Regions from separate parts of the Homo sapiens genome. Here region 2 is linked to region 1. A link is a contact called in ENCODE Hi-C or POLR2A ChIA-PET data. All regions are on one chromosome and are shown on one strand. Each heading gives the region's core, a stretch centred on a gene start or an enhancer-like site at or near the end of the contact. The rest is flanking DNA. Distances are from core to core; before and after follow the strand shown.

The links. A loop is a pair of places that touch in the nucleus more often than their neighbours do. ChIA-PET counts read pairs that join two places held with the same protein, here RNA polymerase II (POLR2A). Pooled maps may share reads with other maps.
Region 2: a loop to region 1 is called in a pooled map, with 4 times the contacts of the local background. The contact joins the enhancer-like site here to the promoter of TMA7B in region 1. A Hi-C loop is called at or near these places in 1 of 37 single-sample maps with no recorded cell type and 2 of 50 pooled maps. POLR2A ChIA-PET finds 5 or more read pairs at or near these places in 2 of 52 experiments (T-cell and activated CD4-positive, alpha-beta T cell).

What each region holds. Positions count from the first base shown.
Region 1 is chr22:39,959,086-39,965,915 of GRCh38, reverse strand. TMA7B (translation machinery associated 7 homolog B) reads right to left here and starts at 5,519. Exons shown (of 2, transcript NM_001396013.1): 1 at 4,997-5,519; 2 at 1,011-1,996. The coding sequence starts at 1,541. The coding sequence ends at 1,347. GRAP2 (GRB2 related adaptor protein 2) reads right to left here. Exons shown (of 8, transcript NM_004810.4): 4 at 5,742-5,861. RefSeq lists a silencer at 511-688 and an enhancer at 6,372-6,830.
Region 2 is chr22:40,396,609-40,403,438 of GRCh38, reverse strand. It overlaps SGSM3 (small G protein signaling modulator 3), which reads right to left. Exons shown (of 22, transcript NM_015705.6): 2 at 2,626-2,743; 3 at 1,764-1,846; 4 at 1,234-1,300. The coding sequence starts at 2,632. Among named protein-coding and RNA genes, the nearest start is that of SGSM3, 29 kb to the right of the region's middle. RefSeq lists enhancers at 4,425-4,524, 5,105-5,164. Within about 2 kb of position 3,103, at least 8 of the 41 ENCODE cell types and tissues checked have a DNase peak (open chromatin) inside an H3K27ac peak, as active enhancers do.

The sequences.
Region 1 (6,830 bases), core at 4,270-6,769:
GATGGTGGAGTTCTCTTTGAGCAGGAGATGTAGATATGGATGACTCACTCATCACTGGGCAGGTGGGCCAGCCCAGTCAGGCTTCGGCAGGAACTTTGTAGGATGGACCACTTAGGATACAGGCTATGCTAGACGGGATTTACATCAGCAGAAGGTAATCAGATGAGCTAAAATTTGTTTTGGACACTGGAACTAACCTTTTACAAGAAAAGCATGTTCCAAGTGACTTAACGACAAAGAGATCAAAGACCTTTTCACAATGTTTATTCGCAAGATGTCAACAGGGGTATTTCAAGCTCCTATTATCTTTCTGTTACCAGAAATTCTTTGAACCATCTCCTTTAAGCCCATAAGCTAGCACTGGCAGGTAAGAAGCTACTCTCTTTCCTAAGAAATATGTCACATTTTTTCTCTATGTAATAAGGATCTCTTGATCTTGGTTTATGTTTTGCATAAATAAGGTTACAAAGTGTTTTCAGCTTTTGGTGAAATAGCTTTGTATGAAATACAGAGTTTTTGTTTGTTTGTTTGTTTTGTTTTTTTGAGATGGAGTCTCACTCTGTCGCCCAGGCTGGAGTGCAGTGGTGTGATCTCTGCTCACTGCAACCTCCGCCTCCCAGGTTCAAGCGATTCTCCTGTCTCAGCCTCCTGAGGAGCTGGGATTACAGGCACCCACCACCAAGTCTTTAGTAAAGACGGGGTTTCGCCATGTTGGTCAGGCTGGTCTTGAAGTCCAGACCTCCGGTGATCCACCTGCCTTGGCCTCCCAAAGTGCTGGGATTACAGGTGTGAGGCACTGCGCCCTGTGAAATGATAGAGTTTTAATTGGCAAGGATGTTGGAGATTGTTTAGCCTTACTTCTCCATTTTACAGATGAGGACACTGAGGCTCACAGAGGTGCAGGGGCTTGGTCAAGGTCACTGCTGAGTAAGGGCTGAGGCCAGAACCCTGAGTCTCTGACTCCAGTCTAGTGAGCTTGGCCTGTCACGCCACCTAAACATGATAACTTCTTTTTTCTTTCAAATGAGTTGGTTTAATTTCAGGTGATACAAAGTTTAGGGTAGAACAACGACCAAAGAGCAGATTCTGGCAAGATTCTGAGCTGGTTTTACTTTAAATTCACAGTTATGGTAGGAATGACTTAGTGAAAACAACTAAAGAGATGATGAGCCACTGGAAGATTTTTTTTTTTTTTTTTTTACAAAAGTTTATTCTTAAATGTACAACAGCTCCAAGACGACACTTAATTCCAACTATAGGTGGCAAAAGATATTATAGGAGGGAATAGAGAGGTTTAAATACGGATGAAATAAAGGGTCACCGTCTCCTTAGGCACAAGGAACAGCTTATTTTTTGCCAGATTTCTTAATTCCACCTGTGGCCAGAGGCCCCTTCCCCACGACCTTCGCTTTTAGCACCTCGAGTTTCTTCTGCTCCTCTTTTTGTTTCTGCTTGAAAGCCTTCTCTTCCTCGTCCATCTCCTTGGCCTGCTTCTTGGGCTGTTTCAGTGCCTTCTTCTTGCCACCTTCGTGGCTGGACATGGCGCCTGCCGCCCCTTCCCCAGACCCTGCCACTGGACGATAACTTCTTTTAGATCAGCACCTTTTGTTGCCAGTCTGGACTCACAAGTGATGGGACACATTCGAACCAGGGCTAGAGAAAATGGATTTTATCCATCTAGGAAGGGTGGGCTGAGCCTTTACCATTAGATCCAGTTTTACTTCATTGCCAAGTCATTCTCTTTTGGATGTAAAGTTTATTTTTCAAACAGACATACATTTATATCTAAAAATAAACTGGCACTAGTGATGCCAATTGCCTGATGTAAAAGAAAGGTCAAGAATTTTAAAGGGTCTCGGAGAGTAAAGATACCTCTGAGAGTAAGTGGAGGTTTCTTTTTGAGTCAGAGTCTCGCTCTGTCGCCCAGGCTGGAGTGCAGTGGCGTGATCTCTGCTCACTGCAAGCACCACCTCCCAGGTTCATGCCATTCTCCTGCCTCAGCCTCCCAAGTAGCTGGGACTACAGGCGCCCGCCACCACGCCCGGCTAAGTTTTGTATTTTTAGTAGAGACGGGGTTTCATCGTGTTAGACAGGATGGTCTCGATCTCCTGACCTCATGATCCGCCCACCTCAGCCTCCCAAAGTGCTGGGATTACAGGCGTGAGCCACTGCGCCTGACCATGGAGGTTTCTTAGGGATGGATTTAGGGACCTGTGTTAAGAAGGAGATGGAAATTCTGACCCTCAATCTCATCTTATGTGCTGGGATTTGCTCATAGCTGGGTGAAGCCACAGGTTGTACAAGTGGCCTCTTGCTTGACTGATTTCGGGTGGTAATCAACATATTGCAATCACTTTGTGGTCTTCCCCTTGGTTTTGGCCACCAACAGATACTTTCTTCATTCTAAGACAACATGGATCAACTCAAAGTCATTATCCTTCACATCCAGGTGAGGAGGAGAAAATATTCTTGTGATATTATAATTTTTCATCCACCACCTCAAAGAACTCAGAGTGTGAAACATTGACCCTTTTACTCTCATAAGCTGTAAGGATGGGTGTGAGGGTTGCAGCTGGTTATCTGGGTCTACAAGGAGAGGATGGCCTGACCATTGTCTCAAGCCTGAAGAGGAACAAAGGAAAGGATGCGACTCAGGGCGCTGGACTCCAAAATCTGGTGTTTCAGGCCCTTAACAAATGCTGAGTGATAGAACTACAATTAGCTCTTAATTATCTGTGCCCATGACAGATGTAAAAATAATTAATAATGATTTTGCTTTGGAAAATATTATACTACATTTCTGCAAAGACGTGATAAGGATTACGGTAATTGTCACCATAACTAGAAGCTTCATCGCCTGAATATCAGGGGAAGACTTCGGTAGAAGTCAAGGCCTACTGTTTTGTAGAACTCACTTTAATTAAGGAAATATAAACCATAGTTCTGGGTCCGGGCACAGTGGGTCGCGCCTGTAATCCTAGCACTTTGGGAGGCTGAGGCGGGTGGATTACATGAGGCCAGGAGTTCAAGACCAGCCTGGCCAACATGACGAAACCCCGTCTCTACTGAAAAAAACCACACACACACAAATTAGCCAGGCGTGGTGGTGCGAACCCATGGTCCCAGCTACTCAGGAGGCCAAGGCACGAGAATTGCTTTGAACCTGGGAGGCGGAGGTTGCAGGGAGCCGAGATTGCGCCACTGCACTCCAGCCTGGGCGACAGAGCGAGAGTCTGTCTCAAAAAACCAACGAAACCACAAAAACCATAGTTTCTAGCTGAAAAAGCCAGAGTCATCTTCATGCAAACCAAAGGCCCAAGAGATACCCCTCAGTCTAACAAATTACTTGGTCAAGTTTATGATGGGGTAAAGAGGGGAGGCTTAAGAAATAGATTTGACTTGTAATATATATACACGCATGTTAAATATATGTATAATTGTTTTTTCTAATAATATATGTATATAATATATGTAAATAATTTTTTTCTCTTGAGACAGGGTCTTGCTCTGTCACCCAGGCTAGAGTGCAGTGGTGCGATCGATCTTGGCTCACTGCAACCTCAACCGCCCAGCTCCAACAATCCTTTAACTTCAGCCTCCCAAGTAGTTGGGACCACAGGCATGCGCCACTGCACTGGGTTAATTTTTTATTTTTAGTAGAGATGAGGTCTCACTAGTTGCCCCGGCTGGTCTCCAACTCCTTGGCTTAAAGCATTCCTCCCAACTCAGCCTCCCAAAGTGCTGGGATTAGAGGCATGAGCCACGGCGCCCGACCCTGACTTGTAATATATGTTAATGGAGCGAAATTTCATTAATTAAGACCTAACAAGATTAGAATTTGTGATACATCAATATTGGCCTGAACTAAAGTTAACCATTCTCCAAGCTATGAAAATAAAGTTTTTACTGAAGAAAAGAGTTTAAGCAAGATTGCAAGGGCAATGCTAAAGAGACCACTTTAAAGGTATGTATGCATACAAATTGTTGACCTGTTATTTTTAAGTCCTTCCTACCTATCCTTTCAAATATCCATTCTTTCTAAACAGCAAAGTGGCCACAGTTTATTACTTGAGATTGGATTTCTGTCCTTAAAACAAAGCTTTATGCCTTTCAAAATATATTGAATAAACCAGATCGGTATTTCCTGCCAATAACTTGACAGTAAGGTTTTGCTGTACTTCTCCTGATCTGCTAACAGCATTATATTCTTGCAGTTTCACATGTGGTGAAGTCTGATACGTGACTTGCGATCCTCAACATGCTGACCACACACAGTGTGTTCCGAACTGGGCTTCTGAGTTTGGGGCTGTGTAATGTCTACGCGTGGACTGAGTCACTTCCTATGGGTTGCTGCACCTTAGTGAGATTTCGCTGTTACAGTCCTCCCCCACTCCTGGCCCTCTGTTCTGTGGTTTTCGGTCTTGCTGTACTGTACTGTGTTGAAGTAGCCTTTCTTTTTGTTCAGCTGCCTACAACTATACATGTATTTGTTGGGGCTCAGAAAACGACACCCCTTGGCATGCTGAGTGCTTCGAACCAAAGGAGATGGGAAGGTTTCAGAAGCAGCCTTGGAAGCAAAGTCTTCCTTTGGCCTTCTCCTGCCCTCCTGTCTCCCGCTCCTCTTTCTCCCCCTGAGTGAGTCATAGAAATTAGAATTCCTCTTCCCCACAGTGGGTCAGAGAGACTAGAAGGGTCACTATGGGGGAGGCCAAGGCAGGAGGATTACTCGAGGCCAGGAGTTTGAGATCAGCCCAGGCAACACAGTAAGACCTAGTCTCTACAAAGAAATAAGTTAAAAAAATATTAGCCAGGTGTGGTGGTGTGCACCTGTATCCCCAGCTACTTGAGAGGCTGAGGTGGGAAGATGGCTTGAGCCTGGGACACAGAGGCTGTGGTGAGCAATGATTGCGTCACTGCACTCCAGCCTGGGCAACAGCTGTCTCCAAAAAAAAAAAAAAAAAAGAAGACTTGGGACAGGCCTTGTTCAGTTTCCTACCTCAGTCTGTTACCTTAGATCAAACCCCCTTTGTCCAATCCCATTTCTACAGGGCTGTCTGTCCTTTGACAAACCTAAGCATAAAAATAGACGGCTTTCCCTGGGTCTTGGGTCTTCATTTCTGAAGGCTTCTGTGTCACACAAGTCTTTGATTAAATAAATGTGTCCACTCTCCTCTTGTTAACCTGTCTTGTAGGAGTGTCAGCTGTGACTCCTCTGATGGGCAAAGAAAGGTGCCACAACTTTTCCGCCCCTGTATATCCTACAGCAGTGACTTGAGATTTCTATTTTTCTCTGACTCTTCTTCAGATATGCATCAATCATAAAAGAAAAGGTTAAGATTTAAACCCCCAGATGGATCTGGACAAGTGGGAGTTCTCCTCCTCCTATCCCTCCTTCCTTCCACAAATACTCACTGAGTGTCTCTCTTTTATGCAAGACACTGTTAAAGGCATAAAGATGAAGTAGAGGAAAATCCTGCCCTTCCAGAAGCACCTGGGCTAGAAGGGGAGGCAGATGGGCGTAGAAATAATTTCAAACACACACCAGTGTTCTAAAGAGTGGTGTGTGCATGTTTTGGGAAGGCACTGGGAGCAGCAGGTTGTGAAGCTGCTGCCATGCTTGGCCCCTAGGCCACCATGCTTCTGACCATTGGGTCATATTCCAGAGGTCCCTTCATGGCTTCAGCATTCTGTGAGGTTAACAGGCCGAGAAGGGCCAAGGCAGTGTCAGGAATGGTCAGTACCTGACAGAGATGGAGAAGTCCCCTGGGGAGCTCTGGCTGGCCCGGATGATGAAGAAGCCAACCTCCTTGCCCATGAGTAAGTTCTCTGCCTGGTGTCGAGAGAGGCCTTCGTGAAACCATCTGTGGGGGCGAGATCAAACAAAAGGATCAGGATGAGACACAGGAGTGACAAGAGGGAGACGTGGAGAAGAGGTGACCCAGAGGGAAAGAGGCTGGGGACTCTGTACAGTAGGGAGCAGAGAGAGACCAGGTGCTGTTTGAAATCAAACCAGTGCTCCAGGCAGCTTTCAGGAAAGGCGAGGGAGCATTCCCCTTGATTCACCCTCTTTGTTCCTTCTCTCCAGGAGAAGTCTCTCTCCAGCCTGGGAAACGAATCATGGAAATGTGTCGCTGCACCAAAATGGGGCAGTGTGGGAGTGACTCACTGCAGGAAGCAGCCGCCTGCCGGCAGCTGCGGAAGAGATAGACCAGAGCTGCGAGGACAGAGGATGCACTGGGGAGGGAAGGGAAGGCTTCAGGCACTGGAGCCAACCAGGTGCAGCCGGCTGAGCAGGGCCTGGGGTGCTCATGCCTGCCCTGAGGTCTCAGTGGCCTAGAGGTTCCTCCCTGGGTATTAAAGGAAAGTTACAGCCCAGGGCGTCACGTTACCTAGGCTGGCATGGAGCACAAGGGGGCTTTGCTCAGTGTGCCTAGCAGAGGCTGCAGTGTTCCTAGGGAGTCCAGTGTACATGCTTGGAAATCAGCGAGGCTGGCAGCCGCCAGAGAGCGGCGTCTATACAACCAGATCCTGGGCCTGCCCCAAAAATCCAGGCTGGGAAATAATCTTTACTGTGGAAAAGAAGAAACAGGAGAAATTACTCTTTTAGCAGAATGGTCAGGGTGGCAGCCCCTGGAGGTACAGCTGCATACAGCGTGGCATGTATGAAATAGGTCAAACACTTACACAGGGCCAGGCAAGCTGTGGCTGCAGCCTCAAAGCAGGAGGCCAGAGACCTCTCTCCACCACAGACAAGCAAAATGAGTGTCTGCAATCACTCAGCGGCCAAAGGTGGGACTGTGTCACATTGCTTCAAGGTGGCTGCTCTAATT
Region 2 (6,830 bases), core at 1,854-4,353, 440 kb before region 1:
GACCACCTTCAGTTTTGTTCGGGGGCCTGCAGGGATGCAGCTGTGGAGACTGCACCACCCACAGTTGGGTCCATGAGATATCTGTTGAATGAATGAGGTCAAGCTCTCCTGTGGCAGCCCAGCAACCCCTGGGTGAGCTCCACAGACAGCCTCGTCCTTATTCACCCAAAAGCCAATCCCTCAGCCCAGCTTTCAAAGACACCAACTTTAATGACTTTACCTACAGTAAAATGCACAAATGTTAGGTGTACATTTTGGTGCATAAACAAATGTCTGAACATTGTCCGCATCAAGCAGTCTCAGTTCCAAGGTGTAACAGTGAACACTCTGACTCCACTGACCCAGCCAAACACAGATACTTCCATCATACCAGCAAGTTCCCTGTGTCCTTCTCAACCCAAACCTTTAACCTGCAAATACCTGCCTACGAATCAGAAGAACAAGGAAAACTTTTGTCAGAATTGGAAACGTGAGTGACCTGAAGGTGATTAGTTGCAGTCAATTAAAATGTCCTAGCCACAGTTCTGGCCTGGCAGATGGACTTCCCAATAGCCCACTCAGGACCAAAAGGTCCATTTATAGTAGAAAACAACAGAAATGGACTAGAGACTCAGTTATAGAAAAGTAGTTATCCAAATACTGTATATTCACTATAAAAGGATATTATACAGCCATTGAAAATATGCTTTTTTCTTTTTTGAGACAGAGGTTTGCTCTTGTTGCCTAGGCTGGAGTGCAGTGGCGCAGTCTCAGCTCACTGCAACCTCCACCTCCTGGGTTCAAGAGATTCTCCTGCCTCAGCCTTCTGAGTAGCTGGGATTACAGTCGCACACCATCACACCTGGCAAATTTTGTATTTTTAGTAGAGATGGGGTTTCACCATGTTAGCTAGGTTGGTCTTGAACTCTTGGCCTCAAGTGATCCATCCACCTCAGCCTCCCAAAGTGCTGGGATTACAGGCGTGAGCCACCACGTCCAGCCTGAATTTTTCAACTTCTCTACAGTGAACACGATTGCTTTTACTGTCAGGTGAGGATCAGTAAAATTTATCTCAAAAAAAGCAGAAGTCTCCCATACTTATGAGAGTATCACCCTCAGATACACTCTGTCCTTAAATCTGGAACCCTGACGCATCAGAGCTCAGCCATCACAGGCCGAGTAATTCAGTCAAGGGAGCGGAGTCCTCCCCAAAGAACATCAGCAAGATGACACACAAAAGGGGCTCAAGTTTACCTTCCTTGTACACACGGAAACCAAACTCATCGTAGTAGAACTCTGGTTGCTCTGCTGACTCTTCCTTCTAGAATCAGGATGAGGTTGAAGTCAGTTGCCTGTCCCCTAGTTGGGGGCCTCAGGTCTGAAAGATGCCACCCACAGGGTTGCCTGCTAAAATCCCACCCAGCCTTCGGGCTCAGATCAAAGGCTACTCTTCCAAAAGCCGCCTCTGGTTACCACGCAACCTTCTCTGAACCTTCTTCTAGCAATTTCTCAACCTTCTATTTTCCTTGTTCTTCTCAGAGGTCAAAGATAATAAAATCAAGGCAAGAAACATGTTTTATGCAGTTGTGTCCCTATAATACTGAGAGCATAGTGCCACAGTGGTTGATTCACACAGGAAACATGGGGCTAAGATACCATCTCTGGTGGGGAACTCATAACCCTGTGTGAGTTGGCCACCTCTTCCTGGGCAGCCTGCAGAGCTGGGTCCCCTTCATACCACAGCGTGGGAGCACAGCAGGCTGGTGCCTGGCTAACTGCTATACCTGCGTGTACTTGGCCAAGATCTCCTGGGGCCATATGCTCGGAGTCAGGGCTGAGAAAGGGCCACAGGCAGGTGTATGGCTTCCTAAAACCAAAGAGGACCAGGAGAACAATCAAGAAAATGCAGAGGCAGGCCAGGCGCAGTGGCTCACGCCTGTAATCTCAGTACTTTGGGAGGCCGAGGTGGGCAGATCACCTGAGGTCAGGAGTTTGAGACCAGCCTGGCCAACATGGAGAAACCCATCTCTACTAAAAATACAAAATTAGCTGGGCGTGGTGGCACATGCCTGTAATCCCAGCTACTCGGGAGGCAGGAGAATAGCTTGAACCCAAGAAGCGGAGGTTGCAGTGAGCAAGGATCGTGCCATTGCGCTCCAGCCTGGGCAACAAGAGCGAAACTCTGCCTCAAAAAAATAAAAAAAAAATAGAAAATGCAGAGGCAAAATTCAAATCAGGAAATACCCTCTCCCTCTAAGAGCACCAGCATTAAAGGGACTGGCCCATCTCAAGCGTGCTGGGTAGGGAAGGAGCAGAGTGAAAGAAACCTCCTAGAAATCAGCAAATTTCTGGAGAAGAGGGGAAAGAAACAGCAGCACATTACAAAACATGACCAAACTTCATCTTCCGGCCTCTTTCTCCACCTGAGGACTGCAGATCTGCGGGTTGGAGAGCTGGAGGAGGAGAGCTAGAGAGCAGAGCTGAGAAGGAAGTTTTAATAACTTTCTCAGCCAGCCAGAAGCCTTCCCTACCATCTCCACCTCTCTTATCTGGATGGTGTTTTATGGAAAACAAGCCACCTTCCATCCCTCTGGCTCCTCTGTGAGAGCTTCAAACCCCGTTTCCAAGTCCAGCCCCTGCCTCTACCTGACATTGTGCTGGTGGGCTGGCAAGTCTTCTGCAGCTCCAATCTTAGAAGTCTCCTATCCTGCTATCTTAGAGCTGGAAGGCTCCTCAGGCTTCATCTGGTCCAGAATCATCTGCCCTGTTAGAAGAGAAAAGAGGAAAGTCATTCTATTTTTATTTTTATTTTTTTTTAGACAGAGTCTCGCTTGGTCACCTCAGGCTGGAGTGCAGTGGTGCAATCTCAGCTCACTGCAACCTCTGCCTCCTGGGTTCAAGAGATTCTTCTGCCTCGGCCTCCCGAGTAGCTGGGACTACAGGGTTGCACCACCACACCCGGCTGATTTTTGTCTTTTTAGTAGAGACGGGGTTTCACCATATTGGCCAGGCTGGTCTCGAACTCCTGACCTCGTGATCCCGCCGGCCTCGGCCTCCCAAAGTGCTGGGATTACAAGCATGAGCCACCGCGCCCGGCCAAGCCTTTACTTCCTTTTACTTCTAACCACAGAATTAAAGGCTCTCACTCTACGAAAGGAAGTAGGTGACAACGAGGAGATGTGGTTGAAAGATTTCAAGACAAGTTACATTCCGGTTTTTGAAATCATATTTACCTAAACCTGGCACTGAAGAAAAATTTACTTTTGCCATTTTTCACACAATGAGAATTCAGAAATGACAGTTGTTATCCTGGTCCATAACAGAACCTATTCTCCATGCTATCTGCCATGGAATTCTGGTGTTGGGAATTCTAGATAAATCGGGAAGAATTAGGTAAGTGAGAAGCAAAAAAGAGGAAAATCAAACCACCACTTCAAAGGAGCTGTGAGAAAATCCCAGTTCTCTTTAAAGACATACAAGTGTGGGGGCAAAAATAGCTCCTGTGGGCAGCTCAGCTGTGTCCCGGCCTCTGCTCCTGCCCCAGACACACACTGGCCAAGCCAAGTTTAGGATAAAGGCCACAGCAGAACATTCCTGACTGTTACAGAGGCTTTGGTACCCAAATGGGAGAGACGCTCCCTCCTGCTTCCAGACATGCCTGCTGAGAACCAGATGGCAGAACCTGCTTCCCCAACAGGCCAGCCATCCTGGTTGGTTGGTTCTGTGTGAAGAGAATGGAATTTTAATGTCTTCCTTCAGTGTAAAATATATGTGATATAGGGTTTCCCTCAGAACTATGAGCTGGATGATTACATATTTTTACATTAAAGAGACTGAGCTAGAAATTTTAAAAAGCATGTCATGTCATCATTCAATCCTTACAACACATTCATTCCTTACACAACAGAAAATAAGCCTAGGAGAGACTGATAGTTTCCAAATGGACTCCCAAAACTTTGCCCTGCCACACCATGTAACCCCACCCTGTGAAATGACGGACACATGGCCACCAGCTAGATGGCCCTGGGAATGGAACCCAGTGCTCTATTACGCCTCCTGCTGGCTTGGAGCCTGAGATGGCAAATGGCTGTGGCAGAACAACCACGTGTCAGCTTTGGGAGGGAGTGGGCTCAGCGCTCATCCTCTGCACCATGATTAAAAGTAAAGACATCTTGGCTGGGCGCGGTGGCTCACGCCTGTAATCCCAGCACTTTGGGAGGCTGAGGTGGGCGGATCACTTGAGGCCAGGAGTTTGAGACCAGCTTGGCCACCATGGTGAAACCCTGTCTCTACTAAAAATACAAAAAAATTAGCCAGGCATGGTGATGCATCCCTGTAATCGCAGCTACTTGAGAGGCTGAGGCACAAGAATTGCTTGAACCCGGGAGGCAGAGGTTGCAGTGAGCCAAGATCGCACCACTGCCCTCCAGCCTGGGTGACAGAGTGAGACTCTGTCTCAAAAAAAAAAAGTAAAGACATCTCCAGTCCAATCCTAGCTCTGCTACTCGTGTAGCAGAGTGGGCCTGTGCCCACTTGTTATAACCGTGGGCAAGTTTACTTCACGTCTGTATCAGTTTTCTTTTCGATAGAATGGAATAATAATACCTATGCCTTACTGTGGTTATGAGGATTACGTGAGCTGATGCAAATAAGGCCTTTAGCACACTGCCTGACACATATAAGTACTCAATAAGTATCAGGCAATTAGTAGTCCTAAAAATTTTTAGAAAGTTATTGTTAATATATGGACCCTCCTCATTGAGGTATACTAAAAACTATGTTGAACCATATTAAATTGCCGATATTCATCCATTACAGCCTAGAAAAATGACAACTGTGTATGGTTCCACATAACATGTCCCAGTTGAGAGCATGAGAAAGACTCCTCATCACCATCGGCCCCAGAGGCAGGGGTTTGGTTGGTGGTTCTGAAAGGGCAGAGTAAAAGTGTGACAGAGCACCTGCAGGCTGCTTGTAGCAGAGAAATCAGCTACATCTGGCTGTGGAGGCCTGAAGGGGCTGGGAAGGCCCACTCAGGAGTCCCTCCCCTTTCCTGATCTTGGCTGTCCTCCCACTCATTCATTCATCAGCAAATGGGGACTGAGCACCCCTAAGAGCCAGGCAGCTTCTAAGAGCTGGGACACAACAGTGGGGGAAAAAGTCCTGACCCTTACATTAGAGAATCAGATGACAGGCTGGGCCCGGTGGCTCACGCCTGTAATCCCAGCACTTTGGGAGGCCGAGGTGGGTGGATCACCTGAGGTCGGGAGATTGAGACCATCCTGGCCAACATGGTGAAACCCTGTCCTACTAAAAATACAAAAATTAGCTGGGCGTGGTGGCGTGTGCCTGTAGTCCCAGCTACTCGGGAGGCCGAGGCAGGAGAATCACTTGAACCCAGGAGGCAGAGGTTGCAGTGAGTTGAGATGGCGCCACTGCATTCCAGCCTGGTGACAGAGACTCCATCTCAAAAAAAAAAAAAAAAAAAAAAGACAGAATTGGATGATAAACACAGAAATAGATTGTGATAACTACAATGCTGTGAGGAAAAATAAAGGTCAAGGTGTGGAGACTATCAGAAGAGAGGGGATTTATATCAAGTGTTCAGGAGAAGCTCTTTAGAATATGGGTTAGGGACACCTGAGCAAAGACCAAAAGGAACTGAGGGCTCATGGCTACCTGAGGGAAAGGAGATCCAGGGAGAAGCAGCCCCAAGTTGGGAGCACACTGGGCATGCTGAAACAGCTGCAAGGCAGCCAGCAGGCTGGAGGGGCTGGGGAATGAGAAGGAAAGAGTGGGAGGAAACAGCCTGAATGGTGGGAGAAGACACAGCAGGGGACTACGAGGCCTCACAGTGTGGTGGATTCTGGGCTTCATTCTCAGTGAGCTGGGAAAGTAGGGGAGGGCTCTGAGCCCTCTCTGGCTGTCTTGCAGAGGTGGTGGTGGACATAGAGGAGGCTGTTGGATTAGTCAGGGTGAAAGGTATGTTGACTTTCCTATGGTGGGAACACTGAGAAATGGTCAGATTATGGATATATTTTATCATATTTTTTTTTTTAGAGACAAGGTCCCTCTATGTTGCCCAGGCTGGTCTTGAATTCCTGAGCTTAAGTGATCCTCCTGCCTCAGCCTCCCAAAGTGCTGTGATTACAGGTGTGAGCCACCACACCCAGCCAGATTCTGGATATAGAGTCTGCAGGGTTGAGCTCTTTAATGCTACACACACATATAAATGTATGTAATGTATATAAGTATATATAAACACGCCACTTCTCCCACTGGCTATAAAGCCCAGCCGGATGTGAATTGTTAAGCTGGGTGGGCAGGTTTTTCCTGCCTCTGGTCGCTATGGAAACCTTCCTGAAAGCAGCCATCTGGGAGTTGGCAGGAACAGCCCAGAGAGTTAGCCACGTCAGGGTGGCTGCCCTCCTGTTGTCACAGGAGTACTGAGAGGCAGAAAGTTGAAAAACAGGATTGATTTAGGAACCTTTGAGGAGCTCTAGAAAGAATTTTTCAAAATTAAATGTACATACTCCCTAGTTTGCTAATCTTACAATTTCCTATAAGGCAAATTTTGTTTAAAAAGCACAGAAGGTCAGATCTTACTATACACCCTGTTTTCCCCCATCTATGGGGAGGGGCAGAAAAGGTTCTGTCCATTTCCTGTGGTCTCTTCATATAGATCAGAGGGATATGGCCCCCCATTCACTCTGGTCCTCCTGTCCTGTCCTGTGTCCTATTTTCTTAACAACACAGCATAGTTGCTACTACTACAGAGATGGTTTTCTACAGACATTTACCATGGAACATGAAAGCTGTAAGCAACATAAGCAAAAATACTTCTTTTTTTT